Linked DNA regions of Mus musculus: regions 1 and 2 are each linked to region 3. A link is a loop called in an ENCODE intact Hi-C map of the cell type or tissue named here. Cell type or tissue: left cerebral cortex. All regions are shown on one strand.

What was found. Peaks named below come from ENCODE experiments on the same cell type or tissue, not always from the same donor. Only the 100,000 strongest peaks of a DNase experiment are listed, where the experiment ranks them.
Region 1: it touches region 3 in a loop (9-fold over the local background); 34 of 42 quality-filtered maps call a loop at or near these places.
Region 2: a loop joins it to region 3, with 4 times the contacts of the local background. A loop is called at or near these places in 34 of 42 quality-filtered maps.

What each region holds. Positions count from the first base shown.
Region 1 is chr17:57,095,430-57,097,929 of GRCm38, reverse strand. All of the region lies in intron 3 of Gm11110 (predicted gene 11110), which reads left to right. It overlaps Gm46589 (a long non-coding RNA gene), which reads right to left and starts at 1,810. Exons shown (of 3, transcript XR_001782170.2): 1 at 1,110-1,810; 2 at 959-1,023. In left cerebral cortex, a CTCF peak has its summit at 1,176 (motif pointing left); DNase peaks (open chromatin) are centred at 1,177 and 1,669; H3K4me3 peaks cover 256 bases.
Region 2 is chr17:57,103,804-57,106,303 of GRCm38, reverse strand. Tnfsf9 (tumor necrosis factor (ligand) superfamily, member 9) reads right to left here and starts at 919. Exons shown (of 3, transcript NM_009404.3): 1 at 444-919; 2 at 18-54. The coding sequence starts at 872. It overlaps Gm11110 (predicted gene 11110), which reads left to right and starts at 362. Exons shown (of 4, transcript NR_033508.1): 1 at 362-406. In left cerebral cortex, no CTCF peak of the experiment used is centred here; no DNase peak of the experiment used is centred here; H3K4me3 peaks cover 1,030 bases.
Region 3 is chr17:57,166,271-57,168,770 of GRCm38, reverse strand. Gm33566 (a long non-coding RNA gene) reads right to left here. Exons shown (of 7, transcript XR_876893.3): 5 at 1,413-1,659. Among named protein-coding and RNA genes, the nearest start is that of Cd70, 18 kb to the right of the region's middle. In left cerebral cortex, a CTCF peak has its summit at 1,513 (motif pointing right); a DNase peak (open chromatin) is centred at 1,522.

The DNA.
Region 1 (2,500 bases), 71 kb after region 3:
AGAGAGAGAGAGAGAGAGAGAGAGAGAGAGAGAGAGAGATCATTGTCAAACACACTGAACAGCCAAGGTGTGGTGGTTCATATCTGTCACCTGAGCATTTGGGATGCTAAGGTAGGACATTACACAAGTCTGAGGCCAGCCTATGTATAGTTTCAGGCTAGCCTTGGCTACAGAGATAGACCCTGTCTCGTGAGGACAGAAAGAGAGGAGAAAGGGAAATAAAAGAGGTATGGAAAGGGTTGAGGTAAGAGTACTCCTACTCTGCTCTTTCAGATAACCAGAGTTAAGTCCCCAACCCTCACATGGTGGCTCACAACCTCCTGTAATTCCAGATCCAAGGGGATGTGACACCTCTTCTGGCAGCAATAGGCACTACACTCACCTGCACTTACCCTGAGACACACATATACACATAAATACAAGTAAAACTTTAAAACTTTTTTTTAATATGCCAGGCATACATAGCTCAGCCAGTGACACTTGTTTCATAAGCATGGGGACCTGATTTGATTTCCCAGCACCCCTGGCTTGTTGTTTTGTTTAATAATAATAATAAGAGCCGGGCGTGGTGGCGCCACACGCCTTTAATCCCAGCACTTGGGAGGCAGAGGCAGGCCGATTTCTGAGTTCGAGGCCAGTCTGGTCTACAAAGTGAGCTCCAGGACAGCCAGGGCTATACAGAGAAACCCTGTCTGGAAAAAAAAAAAAAAAAAAAAAAAGACAAGCTGTCAAGTGCTTATAATCTTAGTCTGGGAAGGTAGACAAAGGAGGATTCCTGGAACTCATTGGCAAACTATTCTAGACAAATAGCTGGACTCCTCAGACCAGTGAGAGATTCTATCTTAAAAAAAAAAAAAATAAATAACAGTGAGGATTAGGTGGCTCCATGGTTAAGAACACTGGCTGCTCTTGCAGAGGACTCAAGTTCAATTCCCAGCAGCTATATGGCAGCTCAGACCTGTCTGTAACTCCAGTTCCAAGGCTTATGACACTTTCACACAGACATACAGGCAGGCGAAACACCTATAAAGACAAAATAAAATAAATTAAAAAAAAAAGCAAACAAACAACAAGAACAAAACCAATACTCCAATAAAACATCCAGGTACCAGATCTGTGAACAGAACTCCCTCCTACTCAGCCTTGGATCCCAGCGCGGGACACACGCGCCCCCTTGTGGACGGCATCCTCGCCCTAGGCTGTATGAGATGCAGGTGGAAGGGTCTGCCCCCCAAACTTGCCGAGCCTTGGAAGAACTTGACATCAGAACCTGGAAGCCGGGAGGACCACCAGCCCGAGGACCGGAACCCAGAGAAGCCTGTATGACCGCGAGATACGATCAGTGAGGATGTTGTAGGAGGAGGCAGGTCACTATGGTTCCTACAGGGCCAGCATCAGCAACACGAAAGTGGCCAGAGCCCATGGTGCCACTTGAGAGTAGACTCTGGTTTCCAAGCCCATACACTTCTCCTTAGGCTCCGTCCACTTCCCAGTTGTTACTCTCTAAACCTTCATTTGCAGTCCCTCCCAATGGCTCCTTCACTTTCTCTAGCCCCACATCCTTACTTTTCAGCTGTGTACTTCCCAGGTCCCTCTCACTTCTCAATCTCTATAGGTTCCTCCCACTTTCTTAGCCCCTCCCAGCTGCTCTGTCATTCTCTCTACGCCCTGCCCACTTTCCCCAGTCAACAGCTTCCTCGAGGTTGTGGATTCCCACTTTTGACGTCATTCTTCCAGCCTACTTCCCGCTCCCTTAGCTTCCCAGGCGGTTCAGTTCTCTTGCCTCGCCTGCTTCCCTGCCAATCTCCAAAGACCCCCCTCCGCCCCCCCCCCCCCCCCTGCTCAGGCCCTACCGGGTAGGCTTAACAGACTTCTCTATCAGCCTCCCAGAGCCCGCCCTGGTCCTTCCCACATCCCCCGCTGTTCTCCCTATTCCACCGGACTCTAACAGCCTAGGAAAGAAAGCTTGTTTCCCATCGGACCTTCCTCAGAGACTACTTTACTCCTTCGTCCACCTGGGACCTGGTTAACGGCAAGGCAGTCTAAAATGCCTCCACCTCCTTCTGTGCCTTACAAATTCTCATTCCAGCTGCTGGACACGCCCACCCTTATTCTCTTTAAAATTTAGTTTGCTTTTATTAATGTGTAATGCGTTGTCTATGAGCGGATGCTACAAGTGTTCAGAGAGGCCAGAGGAGGGGGTCAGATTCCCTGGAACTAGAGTAATTATGAGCAGGGATTGAGTGCTGGGGACTGAACTCTAAGCCGCTACAAGAGCAGCAAGTGCTCTTAGCCACTGAGCCATTTCCTTAGCCCCCGCCCCCAATTCAGAAGACCACCATACCTGCATATGGCCCAGCCTTGAGTCCCACTCTCTGTGGGATGATGGGGACGGGGAGGCTGCCTGCCCCAGGGTGTGCACTTGGACTGTGTGCCTACCCATTCATGTGGAATGCAACCAACGTGTGTTTGTGTCATCGAAGGTCAGCTGGAGAAAGGG
Region 2 (2,500 bases), 62 kb after region 3:
AATCAGGGGGCACTCACGGTTTTTAGCCAGTAGCTTGGCGAACACAGGAGAGCCCTGGGAAGAAAGAAAAATAAAGGTAGATGGTACCTTACATCCTAAAGAAGCAGATAGGAACTCATACGGCCCAGCACACATTGGGGCGTCCAACTTTGGATGGAGAAGGAGAGCCCTGAAGGCCTAAGTGGGACTGAAGGGAACTGCGGTGCACCCTCGGGAGTTCTCCCCCAGGTTTCATAGGTTCATTCAAGGGGTCAAGACGCAAAGGGATTTCCTCTGAGTGCGAGATGGAGAGGGGGTGCTTCAAGCGGAGTAGCAGGAGCAGAGCGAGGCGGGGCGGGGCGGGGCGGGGCGGGGGTGGGGAGGAAGTGCTGTTCTCTCCCTGTCGGTGCAGCGATGCTTCCAGAAGGTAAGAAAGAGTCCCCTAGGGATGAGATGAGCCTCACCTGTTGTGTAGTGTTGGGGCAGCCAATGTGGGAAACAGGGGTGACCTGGTCTGCATTATTCTCTCGGGTACCCAGGTTGGGCGAGGTGGTGATTGTGAGCGCTGGCCGAGGCTCGGTGCGGGTGAAGATAGGAACACAGGCGGCGATCAGAAGCAGCAAAACCAAAGCGACTAGGCCATAGAGCTTTGGGTGGCGGGAACAGAAGTTCAGTGCAGGCGGCCACGCGGCCTCGCGATCCCGAACATTAACCGCAGGGTAGGCAGCATCCGTGGGGAGCGCGGCATTTGTGGGGCGCACAGTATCTGAGAGGAGCGCAGCGTCCGCGAGGAGCCCGGTATCTCTGAGGAGCGCCGCATCCGAGGGGCACGAAGTACCTGCTGGATGTCTGGCATCCGCGGTATCCTCCACATCAAGTGTGTGCTGGTCCATTACCACGGTCGGTCAGTGCACGTCTCCCGCCAGTGCCCGTGCTTTATAGGCTACCGAGGCGCCTTTTCCGGGGAGGGAAGGGAGGGAGGGCAGCCGCGGGGTTCCCGGGCTCCGCGCTCCGCCCCTCGACTCCCGGAACTTTCTCTCCTCCTCCCCCCTTCCCCTCCCCCTTCTCGCCCCTTTCCCCTTCCCTGTCCAGGCCCTGTGCCCGCCCGTCCTTCTTCCCTTTTTGTGTGTGTGTGTGTGTGTGTGTGTGTGTGTGTGTGTGTGTGTGTGTTTGATTTGGTTTAACACTGACACATTAAAGAGCTTTTTATATGATGGGAACCATGTGATATCGGAATCCATTCCCTCCCTGGCCTCTCCTGAATCCACAGCTCTGTCTCCCTTCTTTTTCTGTGTTCCCCACTGGTAGGTTATTTCTCCGCTGCTGATTTTCATTCCTGTTTTTCTGTCTCTCAAACTTCTGTCTCTCTCCTGATCTCTCCTGCTCCCTTTTTCTTCCAACCCCTAGCTCCCCATCCCTGGGACGCCCTAAATGCAGGGGGTTTTGTTGTTGTTTTGTTTTGTTTTGTTTTGTTTTTTGTTGTTGTTGTTTTGTCGAGGACTCTAGGGACATCCAAAACTGCCCACCCATCCCCAGCGGAATCAAAGAGACCTGCTAGGCACCCACTCACTCAGCCTCTTCCTCCCCAGGACCCCATCTCTACCCTGGGCCTTTCCTGGTGTGTCCCCACCCACTTTCTTGGGGCTTCCTGTTAGTAGTCTCTTAGGACTCCAGAAACAGAAGGCTGGAGAGTCCAGATAGAGAAATTCCCCCAGGCAGCGGACACATTTCCAATTTCCCATTCTTTCACTGTTCTTGCCTGAGGTAGAGGCAAAAGGGGGGGGCGCAGAGAAGACCCCCCAAAAGAGGAACTGAGAGATGACTGGCTCTGGGCAAACCTTGGAGACAGACTCCTCAATGTTCTGATCTGGTTAGATCTGCTGAGATGGCTCAGCCAGTAATAGTATAATCACAAGCCTGGTGGCCTGAGTTCAGTCCTCAGGACCTACATGGTGGGAAGAAAGAACTGACACCCAGAAATTTGTCCTGAAAGTGCCCTTTGACCACGACATGCATACCATCAGTAAACATAATTAAAAAAAAAAAAAGTACTGATATAACCAGACCATTTATCTCAGCAGGAAACAACAAGCTATAAAATGGGGAGTTGTTTGTTTCTACATAGGGTCTGGTCTTCGCCTTGCAGCCCTCCAACTCACTAGACAGCCTAGGATGACTCTGAACTTCTGACCCTCCCCAGTATATTGGGATACAGACACAGACAGGCATACACCCTCAAATCCAGCTTCTTCTGTGTTGGGGAAGGAGCGCAAAGCCTCGAGCTTACTGGGCCAAGATTCTTACAACAGAGACCCAGCCCAGGCCCCACCTGCTTTTTTTCCATACTGGGCATGGAACCTACTGAGCTCCCAGCCTGGGAGACGTGCACGGAGCCCCCTCTGGAGACACCAGCCACCCCTTCCTTCTGTTTTATTCCACATCAACTTCCCCTGGGAATTACAGGAAAACCCCAGCTTGGGGTCAGGGGAGAGGTGGGGGAGGTGGGACATTAAAATGACAC
Region 3 (2,500 bases):
TCCCTCTTATCTCCCCCATCCCTTTGTATCTGTCCTCTGCCCTTGCAGCCTCATATGTGTGTGTGTGTGTATACACACATATATATGTGTGTGTGTGTGTGTGTTTGTGTGTGTGTGTATGCTATAGTGTGTCCCACAGTATTCCCTTTTGCCCACACATATTTACTTGCAAATGTTCACTACAGTGAGTCATTGGTCTGGTTCCAAGGCTTCTGCTACACTATCAATACTGTATCCTCACTGGGATTCCTCTCAGATGCTCTGTTGTTGCCCTGTGTCATGGAGATCCTGCAGCTTTGGATCTGCAGGACTGGCCCAGCAGTTCATGGCATAGTTGATGGGGTGGGCCAACTCATAGCCCTGGATCTGAGTCTGAGTGGGAGCTGAGTTGGTCAGCCCTCCAGCTCTCCCACACCCACACCGTGAGTAAGCACGTGTTCTCCAGCACTGCCCCACCTAACCCACCCAATGCTGCCGCCAGCGAGGGGTAGGGCCAGCTCTCCTGCTCTCCTGACCTCTAGCCAGTCCATCCAATACCACATGACCAGGGAAAAGCTCTGCCATGCTGCCCAGGAAAGGAGCAGGGCCTGCTCTCCCAAGTGCTGCAGTAGGTGAGGGGCAGGGCCAGCTCTCCCACTCTCATGACCTCCAGGCCAGCTTTTCTGCCTACCACAAGCATCTCTCCCTCACCCAAGTCACTACATGGCAGTAGTAATAGGGCCAGCTCTAGAGATAGCACACACTTTGGACATGGCCAGAAGAGCCTTCAGGGGTTAGAGAAGGCCAGGACCAGTGACTTTCCTGAACACATTTGAAGCAGTGACTCGGTGTACACTCGCATGCCTTTAATCCCAGCACTTGGGAGGCAGAGGCAGGCGGATTTCTAAGTTCAAGGCCAGCCTGGTCTACAGAGTGAGTTCCAGGACAGCCAGGGCTACACAGAGAAACCTGTCTCGAAGAAAAAAAAAAAAAAAAAAAAAAAAAACCTGAACCAAGATGGAGAGCAGTACAGGAAGATACCCAGCATTGACCTATAGCTGTACATGCACATAACCATTCACCCCAAACACAAGAACACATGCACACATTCGTCTGCACACATACACACATACACAGAACCAAGATGGAGAGCAGTACAGGAAGATACCCAGCATTGACCTATAGCTGTACATGCACATAACCATGCACCCCAAACACAAGAACACATGCACACATTTGTCTGCACACATACACACACATGTATATGCAAATGCATGCATACCAACACACTAAGACTTTCTGGTTGGGTGGGTGGGTAAGTGGTTGGTTAGTTGGTTGGTTGAATGGATGGATGGATGGATGGATGGATGGATGGATGGATGGTTTTACAAGACAGGGTTTCTCTATATAGCCCTGGCTGTCCTGGAACTCACTCTGTAGATTAGGTTGGCCTTGAACTCAGATCCACACTAAGACATTTTTTAATAGAAGCTGGTAAGGGAGGAAGGGAATGCGCTTGGATGTGGCCGGCAGGTGGCGCTGCTGGACGGAGCATTTGCAGAATGCCTGGCTGGGAATGGGGCTTGCTTGCTGCGCTCCCAAAGTTCTCTCTCTTTGGTGTCTGCTGGGAACAGCTCTCCCTGTCACAGACAGAGCTGCTGTAGGCCGTTGAGCTCCCTGCTGGGACAAACAGTGCCGGTTGTTGTCATCTTGTCAACAAAAGGGGACACCTATGAGGGTTGGAAAACCCACACCCTCCCTTGGGCAATGGAAAGAAAAAAACGGCTACAGTCACCCCACTGATTCCAGTGTTCCTGGTTCCACTGCTTATATTAAGGCCATTGCTCTGCCTTCCTGCCATCCCACCTCCCTGCCTCCCCGCTTCCCCTCCCCCACCCCCTCCCCCACCCCCTCCCCCACCCACCCCCCACCCCTAATGACAGGCACCCTGGAGCTGCAAGCCTGAATAAGCTTTCCTCCCTTTGGTTGCGCTTTCTCAGGGACTTTGTCACAGCATCAAGACTCCACCCTCTAAAACCGAGGTCCTCAGCCTATGAGTCTCGGACCTCTTTGGGGGTCGAACAACCCTTTCTCAAGGGTCACATATCAGATATTTATATTATGATTCATCACAGAAGTAGAATTACAGTTATGAAGTAGCAACAAAATAATTTTATGGTTGGAGGGTCACGGCAACACGAGGAGCTATATTAAAGGGTCCTAGCATTAGGAGGGTTGAGGACCACTGCTCGGAACCAACCCATAAATAAGCCTCTCCCTACGCAGCCCTCCTTAAGGATCAGGCCTCAAATGTTCCCCCAAACCTTACGTGTTCTTTCTGGGCCAGCAAGAAAGCACAGCAGGTAAAAACAGCTGCCCACCAAACCTGACAGCCTGAGCTCCATTCGGAGGACCCACTTGGTGGGAGGAGAGAGGCACACACATACTGCTGCTGCACATATGTATTCCCATGCCACACACACCAATACGTAAATGTTTCTTCCAATGGCTGTGAGTTCAT